Regions from separate parts of the Homo sapiens genome. Here region 2 is linked to region 1. Evidence: chromatin loops called from intact Hi-C (ENCODE). Cell type or tissue: PC-3. All regions are shown on one strand.

Evidence for each region. Peaks named below come from ENCODE experiments on the same cell type or tissue, not always from the same donor. Only the 100,000 strongest peaks of a DNase experiment are listed, where the experiment ranks them.
Region 2: a loop joins it to region 1, with 3 times the contacts of the local background. A loop is called at or near these places in 3 of 110 quality-filtered maps.

What each region holds. Positions count from the first base shown.
Region 1 is chr1:53,173,306-53,181,305 of GRCh38, reverse strand. It overlaps LOC105378724 (a long non-coding RNA gene), which reads right to left and starts at 863. Exons shown (of 3, transcript XR_947347.2): 1 at 740-863. In PC-3, CTCF peaks have their summits at 4,156 and 4,358 (motif pointing right); a DNase peak (open chromatin) is centred at 4,625; H3K4me3 peaks cover 574 bases; H3K27ac peaks cover 2,068 bases.
Region 2 is chr1:53,043,583-53,051,582 of GRCh38, reverse strand. SCP2 (sterol carrier protein 2) reads right to left here. Exons shown (of 16, transcript NM_002979.5): 15 at 3,646-3,725; 16 at 1-974. The coding sequence ends at 879. Among named protein-coding and RNA genes, the nearest start is that of PODN, 15 kb to the left of the region's middle. In PC-3, no CTCF peak of the experiment used is centred here; DNase peaks (open chromatin) are centred at 3,182 and 3,662; H3K27ac peaks cover 4,050 bases.

The sequences.
Region 1 (8,000 bases):
TAGTGTGATCTTGGGCAAGTCATCAGCTCTGCATCCTATTTCCTTATGTGTAACATGGCCACAGAACCGCCCTCAGCTCATGGGGTGCTGCGTGAGAGGTAAATGGAGCCAGTCTATGAGGGCTGAGCGCAGCTCTGGGACAGTGTCCCTGCTGGCTGGACATGAACCATGCTTCCCTTCTGCAGCCACATTAACCCAGCTCACAGCTGAGCCAAACTCCCAGACAGGGAAGGTTCCCATCACTTAGAGAATTGTCTCGCCCTCCTCTCTTGCCCTTTCTGACTCGGAGCTAGTGTGCTGACTGTGCTCATCTCAGAAAACCAATATGGTATTCAGCTCCTTGCCAATCCCATTTTGAACTCTGTGGGGAAAGTTTTGGGTTTTTCTGAAATAGTAGGAAAGGCCATTATAGCTCTGGTGGATCAAGGCTGGCAAGAAGTCGGCAAAGCCTTTGGGGACCTGTCTCTCCCGTTTGCCACGTCTACCTCTCCTTCCCTGGGCTGTTACGACCAACTCCTCACATCTCTGGAGACTTCACAAGGACCTGCTGCCTGACACATGGCACCCCGTGAGCCAGACCCAGAGTTCTCTCCTTCCCCCACCCTCAGTCAGAGCTCAGAGAGCGGGGCTCCATGGAGATGCCCTTGCTCCTCCTTCTCGGGAGGCGCTCTTGCCATCTTTGGGGAATAGGATATTTTAGGGACAAGTCAAAGGATGATAAAGGCTGGAAGGAGCTTACAGGGACACTGCTCCTCCCTCTCCTTGGAGTGCCATTGGCTAGTAAGATTTGAGATGGCCCATTTTGAGGGCTGAGGGTGGGAGTTGCTTCTGATTGCAAGACTCTGACCCGGAATCACTAAAGCAGCTGGGCAGGCCTGGAAAAGGGAGAACAGGAATGTATTAGTCAGGCTTCTCCAGAGAAACATAAGCAATAGGATGTGTAGATATGAAGACATTTATTGTAAGGAATTGGCTTACATGACTGTGGAGGCTGGGAAGAACCTCTTCCTGCCATCTGCAAGCTGGAGACCTGGGAAAGTCAGTGGTGTCGTTCAGTCCAAGTCTGAAGGCCTAAGGACCAGGGGAGCCTATGGTCCCAGTCTGAGAGCAGGAGAAGACAAATGTTGCAACTCAGGCATCCAGGCAGAGGACAAACTCAGCCTTCCTCTGCCTGTTTGTTCTATTCAGGCCCCTGACAGATTGGATGGTGCCACCCACCCTGGAGAGGGCTGTCTGCTTTACTCAGCCACCAATTCAAACACCAACATCATCCAGAAGCACCCTCACAGATGCACCCAGAAGTAAGCCAACTATCTGGACACCCCATGACCCAGTCAAGTTGACATGTAAAATTAACCACCCCAAGGAGATTTGCTCCTTAGAGCTTCACCTCTGCCAGGGTTCAGAACCTTTTCACTTTTTTCCCATGGACCCCCTATTCAGAAAGATTTTAGCTACCAAATTGCATTTTTAAAACAATCTCCTAATTTATTTCTCCATTGCACACATGCACATGGGTGAGTGGGTAAACCGAAGAGGAGTGTGAGGGAGGATTGTCAGAGCAGAAGGTGAGACAGGAGGTACCAGCCTTCCACTCTCTTGGATTCAGATGTATTGGTGAGGCAGGATAAGGAAGGTGAGGAGGCCACACTGACTTGTCCCCTGGTGTGAAGCCCCATGGGCTCCTTTCAAAGCAGGCCCCCCTTGTGCATCAGCACCTACCTGTAAGCAGTCCTACAGGCTACCGGCAGACCGCCAGATGGCTACAAGTTCCTGATACCTAGTACCACCTGAGAAAGAGAACAAAAACCCATTGTTCATGATGTGATGCAGCTTCCCCAATCTGTAGCCAATCAGCACTAAAACCCCAAGAAGCTATTAGCTACAAATTCCTGGCTTGTGGGGGTGGACTAAGGACTTCTCCTGGGTCTCATATGAGCAGCTAGGCTCAAGGTTTAACTTAGTGATTTTTCCTCATTTTAATAAACACACCTCTGGGTGATTTTCTACGCTAGTGATAACATGCAATGCATGTGAAAGCATGTAGATGCTGAGTGCATACACCAACCATAGGTCAGCCTTTGCACTTCACCTCACCAGTAGTTCATGCATATGTCTGTACAGCTCTCATAAAGGGAATTCCCTTGGGACACTGGGGGCTGTCTCTGCCTCTGAGCAGCCCACTCTGCCTCTGAGAGTGTACTTTCACTCTGCAATAAACTTCTTTGCCTACTCTTACTTTGGACCCACCCTCAAATTCTTTTGTGCGGTGAAGTCAAGAATCTGAGTCACCCCACCAGCCACACTGGCTTGGGTGATGCTCTGAAAAGGCCCTGGAGACCTAGACAGTTGCCCTTAGCTCAGCCCCTAACTGGCTGTGTGACCTTGAGCAAGTCACTTCTTTCAGCCTCAATTTGGAAGCTGAGGAGGTCTGATAGTGTCTTCTCTGCAGCTTCAGATGAGGGTTCTCCCCTCCCATTGCCATTCTGTCCCATCTGCTATGCTCAAGTTCCTGAGAGACACCCAGTCTTTGTCTCTCCCATGGATCCTTGCACAGCGTCCTGCACAAAGTGGGCACTTGGTACATTATTTGATCAATGAGAGAATGATAAAAGGAGCTTCCATTTCTGCAGCATCTCTCATGGGCCAAGCACTGTGTCAGGAACCTTTATGAATATTATGTCTAATTCTTACAACACCTCAGGATAGACATTTAAAACATTTTCTGCTGCAGGAAACTGAGTTGGTTATACATCTAGGTTAACACTCTACTATTATCACTGATCTTTGCAATGCTCTTCTCTTTTCTTGTTTTACTCTATACCCCCAATATTATGATTTATAATAAGAATTTTTTTTGTTCCTCATCCATGGTTCCTGACACAGAGCTCCTAAAACACTTGTAATCTGCAATGAGAGTGCTAGGTACATCTTTTGTTCTAATATTTTGTCTTTGACCCCAGTTTCTGACACAAAACTCCTAATCTCTTGGAATTTACTGGGTGATAGGAGTGTCTTTGTTCTAATTAGGTGACTTTTTTTTTTCTTTCGAGATGGAGTCTTGCTCTGTTGCCCAGGCTGGAGTGGAGTGGTGTGATCTTGGCTCACTGCAAGCTCCGCCTCCCAGGTTCATGCCATTCTCCTGCCTCAGCCTCCCAAGTAGCAGGGACTACAGGCGTCCGCAACCACGTCTGGCTAATTTTTTTTTTTTTTTTTGTATTTTTTTTAGTAGAGACGGGTTTTCACCATGTTAGCCAGGATGGTCTTGATCTCCTGACCTCATGATCCACCCGCCTTGGCCTCTCAAAGTGCTGGGATTACAGGCGTGAGCCACCATGCCCAGCCTACCCAACACTGTTTTGAAGAATTCTCCATGCTGCTCTGTGTACATCTAGTCCATTGCTTCTGCCTGCTGTCCGGAATTCCACAGGCGCATCCACTGTGGTTGACTTATCCATTCCCTGGTGGTGAAAACCTCCAATATCTCTCCTGTCTGCTACCACAAACACCACCACGACGAATATCCTTCTACACATCACCGTATACGCCTTCTGGGATATAATCCAAGAGCAAGATTGCTGGGTCCAAGGGCATGTACAATGTGGAGATTATGGCCCCAATTTTAGAACTGAAGAAATGATGCTTAGATTACACAAACAGCACTTGGGGATTCATTTCCAGAGTTTCCGCCTCCAGATGCTGTGCTAGTCCCAAGGTGTCAGCCCACCTCAGTGAATAACTAAATCTGGTCCATTCAGTGCAACAATTAATTTCCCTGCTATGTAGACCTCGCATCTCAATAATGAACTGAGATAAACTAAAGGGATTGTCTAGACATCTTGGCATGACTGTGACTTGAGGAACTCTTGCTTCTTTTAATTATTGACACTCTCTCACATGTTTCAGCAGAACACAGTTACAAGCATGCCCCATGTCTATTGTCTTACTCCCCTAACAACCCTATGAGGTAGGAATGATCATCATTTCCATTTTACAGCGAAGGAAACAGAGGTTCAGTATCATTTATTTAGCTGTAAAGTGGCAGGGCTCAGAATCAAATGCAGGCCTCTGAATCCAAGTCTAATGTAATTTCCACCACTCCAGTGCTGGTAGCCCAGGAAAATAAGCCTGTTCCCCATAGCCAGGCACTTGGATGAGATCACAAAAGCTCAGAACTTTGAGCCAGCTGTTTGCAAACCCTGTCTGCAGATGTTTGGCATTCAGCAGGGACAGCCCTGGCCAGGAAAGGGAGACAGCCCAGCTGGCACACAGAAGGGAGAGGGGCATGGTACCAGGGATGGCCCCCTGCACAGGCAGTCCTGGAACTGCAGAGCTCCATGCTGCTGTCAGTGGGTGGCAGCAAGGCGCTGTGGCCTTTTCCAACGATGGGACTACCTGGCTTCTCTCTCCTGGCTCTCGCCCCAGACACTGAGAAACATTAGTGGTGGCAAGAGAGAAACAAATGCCCTCTGCTTTTGAAGTCTTCCCTGGCAAACCCCTCTAGCTGATTTTATTCCGTTCTGTTTAGTTTACACAGCCCAGCATTTTCACAAACACACTTCCATTAGACAAATATTTGCTCTCTACTCTGCGCCAGACAAGTGCTCAGCAACTTGAGATTATGAAATGACTAATTTCACGAGCCATGAGTTACTAAGCAAGATACTTATACCCTGAGCCAATGATGATACGATATGATACGATAGTACCTGCCCCAAAGGTGGTTGCAGGGCGAGCACATGCGCAGCACAGGGCAAATGCTAGAGGAGCAGTATTTGGTAGTATTACTTGATGTAATAAAGGAAGAAAGTAGTAAATAGAAAATATGAAGGAGCACTGGGAAGGGAACAATGAACTAGCTCTGGACAGAGCATGGAGGTGGCAGTAGATACCACTGAGTAGGGAGACGGTATTCAGCTGCAGGATGAGATGTTTCCTGGTGAAGAGGCACAAGGTAGCAAAGGGAAGAACATGCATAAAATAAAGACGTTCCCTCCCTCTGCAAAGAGCCTTCACCAGGGCTTCTTTCCTCCCCTCTGTGGCCAGGACGTGGTTGCACTTAATCCGTTTCCAAGCCTCTCTTTCCCTTAGATTCTGAGCTCTTTGAAACCTGGGACTGCGTGTTCCGCCCTTAGCACAGGGTTGTACACAGTCAGCCCTTATTAGAGATTTTTGGTGAATGAAATACAAGAGGTATAAAGGAGCATGGGCTCTACAAGTAGTGGGGAAGGGTTTGCATGCCTGATGCATAGAGCAAATGCTGGGAACGAGAGGGATGAATGCTGAGAGTTAGACCGTCAACTGTCCCATGCTATTGGCTGGGGATTTCCATGGATGGCTCGGATTAAGGAGTAGCAGTAAGAGAGAGAGTAAATGTGGGAAGTGGGAAGGGTTGGCCACTACACAGATTGATGGGGACGGAAGCTGGAGGAAGAAGTCAAGGATAACACTTTGCTCCATCCTGAACTGGCTTCCTGCTCTTGAATAATTCGCCATGTCTGCCAAGAGGGCACAAACATTCATTCGAATGAGGCCCCACACATTCTGCTGGAATTGATTGGCTCCCATCTTGGCAGGGGAACAGAGCCAACAGGATGTGTACCTATACCTAGAAAAAGAAAGGTCTATTTTAAGGAATTGGCTCATGTGATTGTGGAGGTGCAAGTCCAAAGTCTGCAGGACAGGCCAGCAGCTGGAGACCCAGGGAAGAGCTGCAGATCGAGCCCACAGTCAGCCTGCTGGCATCATTCTTCTTGCTTAGGGGAGGTCAGTCTTTGTTCTTCAGCTTATTAGATGACACTCGCCCACGTCATGGAAGGCAATCTGGTTGACTCAGAATCCACCCATTTAAATGTTAATGTCTTCCAAAAAACACTTTGACAGAAACATCCAGAAAAATGTTAGAATGTTTAACCAAAGATCTAGGCACCATGGCCCAGCCAAGCTGACATATAAAATTAACCATCACAGACAGCACTCTAAGAATTCAGCCATGTCCCTCACACGGACAGTCAGTTCATCTGCAGCTGATCTGCAAGCGTGCTTTCTCTCTCTCTCTCTCTGATATCTCTATACCCCAACAGAGTCACTATAGGGAAAATTCCTGATGTGGGGGTGGTTACTCCCATGCTGTTCTTGTGATAGTGAGTGATTTCTCACGAGATCTAATGGTTTTATAAGGGGCTTTCCCCCCTTGCTTGGCACTTCTTCCTGCCACCCTGTGAAGAAGGTGCCTGCTTCTCCTTTGCCTTCTGCCATGATTGTTAAGTTTCCTGAGGCCTTCCCAGCAATGCAGAACTGAGTCAATTAAAGCTTTTTCCTGGCTGGGCGCTGTGGCTCACGCCTGTAATCCCAGCACTTTGGGAGGCTGAGGCAGGCCGATCACGCGAGAACAGGAATTCAAGACCAGCCTGACCAACATGGTGAAACCCTGTCACTACTAAAAATACAAAAATTAGCCGGGCATGGTGGCATGCACCTGTAATCCCAGCTACTCAGGAGGCTTAGGCAGGAGAATTGCTTGAACCTGGGAGGTGGAGCCGAGATCGTGCCACTGCACTCCAGCCTGGGGGATAGAGCGAGACTCTGCCTCCAAAAAAAAAAAAAAAAAAAAAAAACCCCACCTTTTTCCTTTATAAATTACCAGTCTCAGGTATTTCTTCATAGCAGTGTGAAAACGGACTAACACACCATCTCCAGCCCTGTTTTGCCCACATGAGCCATGCCACCCCATTTATCGTTCTCCTCACATTCCCAGAGTCAGACACATCTGTAAGGCAGCAACTCACGAAAACTCCTGAGAGTATGCAGGGAGCAAATCCTCTCCACTCCTGGGTCCCCTCAAGTTCCAGGGGAACATTAACCTGTGTCTCCTTGGCCAGGGATGGAAGGGCAGGGGCAGGGAGCCGACGGTATTGTTCAAATGGTGTGTTTTGAAGAGAATTAAATACAGAGATTATTTATGAAGGTGTGGGCAGGGTGCGGGGAAACCCATGTCCAGTGCAGTATCCCTGAGCTAGCTAGTAACGTAGGTGCTGTTACCACCCGCAGCCGCCATGACCAGAGCCATAGGACCTTGGCAGAAGGAAGCCCCGGAATAAATACCCACCCTCACTTTCCTCCTGCCTTCTTTGTCCTGTTACTGTTCCCCATGATCTGAATCCAACCAGAGGCACTGGTCAGAGAGGCCCATTGATGTGTTTATAGCTCAACTTCCCGGGGCAGAGAGCCGAGTGGAGAGGGTGAAGAGGGAATGTGGAAGGCGATCCTGAAGCTATCTAGCCAGGCAGGGTAGAGGTCCCTTCACACTCACATCTGGAGCTCTTACTCCTTCTCCAAAACCTCCCACCTGTCTCCAGCTCAGAGCCGAGCATGATGACAGGGGACGGGGAACTTGTTCTGCCTTTTCATTTCCTCCTTGAAATATCTTCTTTCTTATACCTGTAGGCCTAGACCAGGCAGCTTGTCCTTCAGAGCTGAGTATTTGCCATCTGTTTCAAGCTGGCCCATTTCTGGCATCTACCCCTGGGGCAAACGGTGGCCTCCAGGTCAGCCATCTCAAGTGTGTGTGTGTGTGTGTGTGTGTGTGCGCGCGCGCGCGTGCGCGTGCGTGCGTGCTTGTAGGTGAGTGTGTGTTAGAGTGTGTGTGAGTGTGTGTGAGTGATAGTGTGTGTGAGTGTGTGTATATGAGAGAGGAGGAGAGGAGAGGAGAGGGGAAGGGAGGGGAGGGGAGGAGAGGGGAGAGGACAGGGAGGGGAGGGGAGAGGAAGCAGGAGGAGAGGAGAGGGAGGGGAGAGGAGGAGAGGGAGGGGAGAGGAGGAGAGGGAGGGGAGAGGAGGAGAGGGAGGGGAGAGGAGGAGAGGGAGGGGAGGAGAGGAGAGGGAGGGGAGGGGAGAGGGAGGGGAGGGGAGGAGAGGGGAGAGGAGAGGGAGGGGAGGGGAGAGGAAGCAGGGGGAGAGGAGAGGGAGCATTTTGGTAAACTTCTAAAATAACGAATCCCT
Region 2 (8,000 bases), 130 kb after region 1:
TAAACATTCTTCTCAAAGCATTATTTTATCCTATATCTCACTGAATTTTAAGAAATAACATTAGTATTAGAAAAACTAGGAAAAAAGATAAATGCAGATAATTAAACTTACATGAAAAAGGAAAATTATAACAAAGGACTGAGAACGTTATAAATTGAAATGAGATTATAATTTGAAAACTGCATCTGAAAGCAAACTTTATTGTTCAATTATTCTTAATGATGGTGTTTTATGACTAATACACTGATTTTTCAATAAGGAAACCCATGTTAAAAATATTTTTATTTTAAAAATAAGCCTGTGTTCAAGCTCTGATCATATTTCTTTTATTTTGATTTGGGAAGAAAATACTGTTTCTGATAGCATGAAATGCAAAATTTTTAGATTTTTAATCTCACTAATTTTAAGAACTATTGAGAAATTGATTAATGACATGAAGTGCACAACACTAATTACTGGCCAGCTGTTGGCATTGTGTTTCTTACTTAGTTCTCCCAAGGAAAACTCTTAAACTGAATCTTCAGCAGAATAATCCTTAAATATACTTTGTAAGCAAAACAAAAGCTTTTTTGTTTACATAGTTCTTTGGATTTTACTGTTCCTAATTTTATTCTGAAACTCAATTTTACCCCAGACCATAATTACCATATTAACTTTGTAATGCACAGTTGTATGCAATTCCGCAAAGCAGTAGTATACCATCAGGCTCTATTCACCCAGAGCATAGGAAAAACAGGATTGGTCACACCCATTAAGAAACAAATCTATCCCACGCTATTTGCCAATGTGTAGTTTCAGTCTAAATTCTGACAATAAAATGTATGGATATATATCTATATATCTCATCTTGATTTTCAAAAGTAGCCAAAGGGAGTTCTTCAGAGCTTAGCGTTGCCTGGCTGAAGCTGAAGATTTTGTAACTTCATAGCGAGACCCATGTTGCCAGTGATTTTCAATTTGCCTTGAAAGAAGGCCTGTGAAGAAGAAAGAAAATTCATTACTTGGTGTTTTTTTGTTTTAAGATTGCTGATGTTTCTACACTATCTAGCCCTGAGATCATTTATTTATCCAGGTCACATGACTTTCTCTAAAATATGAAACTTGGCTTTCTGGAATAGATTTGGAACCACATTCTTCAAAAGGAAGAATTTGTAAAGGCCACACTTTTTGCAGATCAGCAGAAAGGAGCAGCTTTCCCAAATTTCTCATAGAAATTGAGCCTGTTTTCACCTGTCCTCCTCAAAGTGGGTTCATACTACACTGATTATGTTTTAAAACATTCCATGTAGGTGGGAAATATGAACTGAAATTTTTAGCAGGCTGCTGAGAGAAAAAGCATACACAAAAAACACAGAAACTCTTGGGATTCAATCCAACATGCATGTGAATGAAATGCCACCAATGATAAAGGACTTATCCCTACAGAGGGCACAGAGCCTGCTGAGAATGAGGTGCTTGTGTTACTCTTTGGCTCAACAAGAAAAATCAAACCAATCTGAAGTGCAGAGCCACAATTTGTTCCATTTAACAACTGCCTGGGATTAGATCACATGATGTTTGCTAAATTTACCATGTAACAAAATCCCAGGAAAACTTAAGAGAAACAGCAAAATTGGGAACGTAGCATAATTTCCCTGCCATGATCTCAGTATTTTAACTGAATGCTTAAAATAAGGAAGGGCTAGATTTAAAAAAAAAGCTTCTGGTAGTCCTAGGTTTTTAACAGTACATTAAGAAGCTAGGAGCTCTTCTACATCATCCATGGGAATGTAAGGAGCTCTGTTTTTTTCTGTACCTCCTGGTAAGGGTGACTAATTCCTTTTTTTCCCCTTCCTCTGTCTGGACAAACTAAATATTTCCTTTCTATATGGCACAAAGCCTTCTGTCTGATGCCTTAAAGGTCAGGTGTCTCAGAACACAATATATTGAACAAACATCATTTAAAAATACGGACCAGTAGTACAGGAGAAACTCGCCACCTTTCTCCTTTGTAAGTTAACAAAGAAAATCACTTTTTATTTACTAACAATAGAGAAAACATGAATCTTCACCCTTCAGAGAGTCCATACATAAAGATGATTTTAATCTGGCCCCTAGGTGTTCTTCATGTACGCTTGCTGCTGGAGCCAAACACTGAAATTAGAATTTCCACTGCATTTAACGATTTCCAGTCAAATCCTCTGGAAATCCTCTGAGCATAAGGGAAGTCCATTAGCACATTAATAGAAAGGTCTGCTATTTTTATCTTTAATTCCTTTGGGTGTTAACAGGTGCTGAAGGAAAATAAGCTGACACCTTGCCCCCAAAATGGGCAGTACAAAGATAAATTGAGAGAATGAAGGCAGCTGATGTGTGAAGTCTGAACAGCCTGCCAAAGCTGTGCATGGCATGTGCAGTGGGTGGGAAGGAGGATGACAGCCAGCTCCTATACTGGTGGCCTCTGTTCTGTCCAGATTTCTGGAGCAGGCTCAGTGGAAATGTCAGTGCCAATGGTGTGTATTCAGCTGAAACATCACAGATGCAAATTTCTCACTTGTCATGGCATCAACTAAAATGTGCTTGGTTACGTAGAAAAAGCATTTTAAAAAAGCAAGTGGGAGTGAGATTTAGTTGTTTTATCCAATCTTGGAAATTACCAGAGAACCACAGGAATAAAACCTAAAACAAACCAGACTGAGACAACAGAAAAAATTAAGTTACATTGGAAAGAAACGTCTTAGTTTCTTTTTTATTAATGGAAAGCTCAGTATATATCAAGTTGACAGAAAGCTCACTATATCAAGTCCATTCAACACTGCAGCTGAAGAGCCTAAGAGGACCCTTGACAATTTGGGGACTAGGAAAATCTATACAAGGCATAAACACACTTTAGACAAATGCAATTTAGTCCAACAGTTGTTTACAGAATACCTAAAAACATCAGATACTGTGCTAAATTCTGGAAACATAAAGACAAATAAGATGTGCTTTGATGCTTTGAGACACTCACAGCCTAACAGGGAAGAGAGAGAGGCATATTATGACTAACATAACACAACAGGCACTAAGCTGGCAGTCCAGTACGTGGCTCAGGAGAGGGACTGGTTACAGCTCCCCAGCAACTTGGAAAGAGGTCCTTGGAGATAATATCTGAGCTAATTTTGAAAGACAAGTCATTTGTCAGGTAAGGACAGGTCAGGCAAAAAGAAGAGCATGGGCAAATAAATGGAATGTAAAAGGTCAGGCCTTTGTTCATGCCACCCCTCCCTCCTCCTGGAACACTCCTACTTTCCGCCTGGGTACTAAGCTCAAGAGCTGCTTCCTCTGTGGTGCTCTCCCTGATGGCCCAGAGAGATATGGCTGCTCCTGCCTTCATCCTCCCCTGACCACAAGCCAGGTGTGGCACCTTGGATCTCTGGCTGCACTGACTCTTTTACACATCTGTGGATGCCCTGAGCGTGGGAACTTTCTTACTCTTCTGGGCACTTCCAGCACACAAGACAGTGTGTGGCACACAGCTTGCTCCACAGACGTCTGTCAACTGTTTGGGGAACACTGAGTTTTGTGAGTCTGACCACTTTGCACTTTAGAGTCTGAGTCAGGAGATGGAGTAGAAAGGGCTGAAAGACCTACCTACTAGCAGGATATAAGCTCCATCATACTTACCGACTGAGGATTCATTTTACCAGTCATTAAAGCCAGGAAGTCTGAGTCAGCCATTGTGATTGTGCAGTCAGCCTTCTTATCTAAAACAGATACACAGGAGAAGGAAGGAGAATAGGAGGTGTTCAGTTTCACATATACATTTTTGTCAAGAGCCACTGACTGCAACAGAATTATAACCAGCACTGAGGCAGTGTGGGGAAATGGGCACTCACATATACTTCTATGGCAGCCTGGTAAAATGTGACATAAACCACAAGCAATCCTGATATTTAACAAGACGGAATTGATTAAATAAATTATGGTATATTCAAATAGTGAGGTATGATACAAGCCACAATAAGAAATGATATGGATCTGGATTTACTGACATGAAAAAATGTTCATGTTACATTATTCATGATATTATTATATAAGCCAGTTACAAAAGAAACTGTATGATGCCATTTTTGCTTAAAACAGAATTCAACTATATAAACATAGAAAAACATCTGTAAACTTAAGACACCAATATATTACTAATAGTAACTGTGACAGACTCTAAGGTGACCCTCCTGGTGTACATCCCCTTCCTTCCAGTGTGAGTAGAACCTGTGACTTGCTTCTAGCTAACAGAATATGGCAAAGATAATGAGATGTCACTCTTGTCATTTTGTTACATTAAATGATTCTACCTTGCTAGCAGACTCATTCTTGCTCTCCTGCTGGCTCTGAATGAGCTCACTGCTATGTTGTGGACTTCCTATGGAGAGGGCCACGTGGCAGGGAACTGGCCGTTAGGAGCTGAGGGCCAGCTCTGGCCTATAGCCAGTAAAAGAGGGAAGCTATCATTCCCAAGGCCACAGGGAAATGAATTCTGCCAGCAACCTGAATGAACTTGGACATGGATCCTTCCCCATTGAAGCCTCCAGATGAGAGCCCAGCCCTGGCCAAAAGCTTAACTGTAGCCTTGTGTGACTCTATGCAGAGGACCCAGCTAAGCTGTCCTCAGCCTACTTATCCATGGAAACTGTGGGCTAATAAATGTGGGCATTGTTTTAAGCTACTAAATTTGTGGCAATTTGTTATGCAGTAATAGAAAATGAATACGGTTCTCTAGATCAAGGGTTAACAAACTTTCTGTAACAGATCAGACACTAAATATTTTAGGCTTTGCAGGTCAGTAGGTCTCTATCACAACTACCCAATTCTGCCCCTGTAGTGCAAAAGCAGTCATAGATAATATATAAACAAATGTTGGCTATGTTCCAATAAAATTATTTTAAACAGGTGGCAGACAGAGGGAGGAGAAGATATTTGCAACTCATATATCTCTGACAAACAACTCATATACAGACTATATGAAGAACTCCTTTCTAAGGTACAGTGGATTACAGGAAAAGATAAAAAAAAGAACTCCTACTGCTCAACTAGAAAAGGTTAGACGATCCAATATAAAAATGAGCAAATGACACATGTAGGCATTATATAAAAGAAGATCTCCAAATGGCCAAGAAACACATGAAACAGTGCTTCACTTCATTAATCATCAGAAAATTCACATTAAAATCATGATGAGTGCCACATACCTACTAGAACAAATGGCTGAAATTTAAAAAAAAAAAAAAAAAGACAATACCCAGTGTTAGTGAGGATGGGAAACAAATGAAAGGTCAACATAATACCAGAAAGACTGTAAAATGATGCAGCCACTTTCAGAAAACAGTCTGGAAGTTTCACATAAAGCTAAACATACACATACTATATGAACTAGCAATCCTATTCCTAGGTATTTACCGAAGAAAAATGAAAACTTACGTCCACACAAAAACCTGTATGTGAATGCTTATAGTGGCTTTAAGATTCATACTTGCCAAAAGCTGGAAAAAACCCAAATGTGCATCAACTGGTGAAGGGGTAACCATTCAGCAGCAAAAAAGAATAAAATACTTCATGATCCATGCAACAGCATGAATAAATTTCAGTGAAAGAAGGAGGCTCAAAAAGCTACATACTGTATCATTTCATGTGTATGACTTCCTAAGGAAAGCAAAACTACAGGGAGAGAAATCAAACTAGTGGCTAAAAGGGCCTGAGGGGGCTGACTATAGAGGGACATGAGGACACTTTCTGGGGTAATGGAAACTGTCTGTATCTTGATTTCTGGTGATAGTTACACAACTGTATGCATTTGTCTAAATTCACAGAATTATACATCTAAAAAGGGTTGATTTTATTGTTTATTGTTAATTGTACATCAATTAACCTGATTTTTAAAAAAACCTGGCAAGTACCAAGTACTGTCAAAAATGTGGAGGAACTAAAACTCTCATGTAATATGGAAGGAAATGTAAAATAGTACATCCATACCCAAAACCTGCACTTTATCACCTAGCCCTGGGTGCGTGTCCAGTAGAAGTAAGTACGATGGAAATGTCCACTAAAAGACATCTATAAGAATATTCATAACAACTTTATTCATCAGGCTCCCAGATTGAAACAATGCAAAGATACATCAAATGCACAAGGAATAAATTCTGGGGTATTCGCCTAGTAAACACAAACTATTGCCACACGCAACCATATGAATGAATCTTATGCTGTTGAACAAAAAAAAGCCAGACCTAAAAAAGAGTAAATGTTATTGTTCTATGGTTCCATTTGTATGAATTTCTAAAATAAATAAAATCAAGCTATGGTGATAGGATTTGAAATAATGGTTCCTTTTGGGAGTGAATAGTGATAGCAGGGGGGCAGGAGGGAGGCTTCTGGAGTACTGGCAACATTCTGTGTCTTGACCTTGGAGGTGTACTCATTTGTAAACATTCATCACGTGGTACACTCTGGAATTACGCCCTTTACTACAGGCTAGACTTCAACAAAAATTTTACAAAACGCAAAACAAAAAAACAGGTGATGGGCTAGATTTGGTCTGCAGGCCATAATTTGCCAACTCCTAACCTGGACAGTGGAATTTTGGTAGGGTAGTTCTTCGTTTCGTTTGTCTATCTTTTCTAATTTTTTAAAATCAAGTGTATGCAATTTTAATAATACAAAGCTTTTAAAATATTAATTTTATTATCAAAGTAAAATAGTGGAAAAAAGACTGGACAACAAAGACTAATATCTCATTGCTAAATCAGCCATGTCTACCTTGTCCAAATGAGAGGTTTCAAGTGCAAAAGGAAAAATTCACCAAGAAATCAACATTTTCAGCAGTCAACGTTTTAGGCAATCAATTAATATAACAATAGGATTCTAACAGTTGGCTCCTCCTCTCATTAAGAATTAGCTCAAATTAAAGCTGGCCTCTCCCTAAAATGAAGTCACATTTTATTCACAGTGCACTGATCTGAAACTACTTATATGTGTATGTGTTTTCTGTCTGTATTTGTCCAATAGAATGAAAACTTCAAGGGGGCAGAGCCCTTGTCAGTGTTGATCACTGCTATATGCACAGGTCCTTGAAGAGTACTTGACACATAGGAAATCAATAAATACTTGTTGAATAAATTAATAGATTATGTGAATTTCAAAAGATGATCAAATTATGTCATAATAGCTAATCAGATAATCTGTGCCTTAATAAAAGAGACGGAATAGAAGCCGGGTGCGCTGGCTCACACCTGTAATCCCAACACTTTGGGAGGCTGAGGTGGGCGGATCACCTGAGGTCAGGAGTTCAAGACTAGCCTGGCCAACATGGTGAAACCCCATCTCTACTAAAAATACAAAAATTAGCCGAGCATGGTGGCAGGTGCCTGTAATTCCAGCTACTCGGCAGGCTGAGGCAGGAGAATCGCTTGAACCCAGGAGCAGAGGTTGCAGTGAGCCAAGTTCGTGCCATTGCACTCCAACCTGGGTGACAAGAGTGAGACTCCATCTCAAAAAAAAAAAGAGATGGAATAAACTGTTAAAGCATAGTATGCCTATAGTATTAAATCACTGAAACAAGATAGAAAAAAAGGTTTTATTATGTGTCTTACAACTCAGGGATCGCCCCTAAAAAGACTGAGATTCAATGGTCATCCTAACTTAGCTGCTGAGAAAATCTTCTCTTAATACTCGAAAAAAGGTCTAAATCCTTAAAAAATAAACAAATTTACAGCCTAGAAAATCCAGTTCTATTGCAGATATATAACATCAAAGAGCACGAGGTAAAAAACAAACTGAGATAGTTGGACCTGGTCCTAACAGTCCAAGAAAGGACTCTCGGTCATTGAAAGGGGGCTTCAGGAAGTAAAATCTGCTACTGCTGCTGCTATAATATCAGCATTTATTGAGCTCTCACTATGCTGAACACTTCAACATATCTGGTCTCATCTGATCTTTATAACAATCCTATAAGGGTCAGAGGGACCAAATAACTTGCCCAAGAC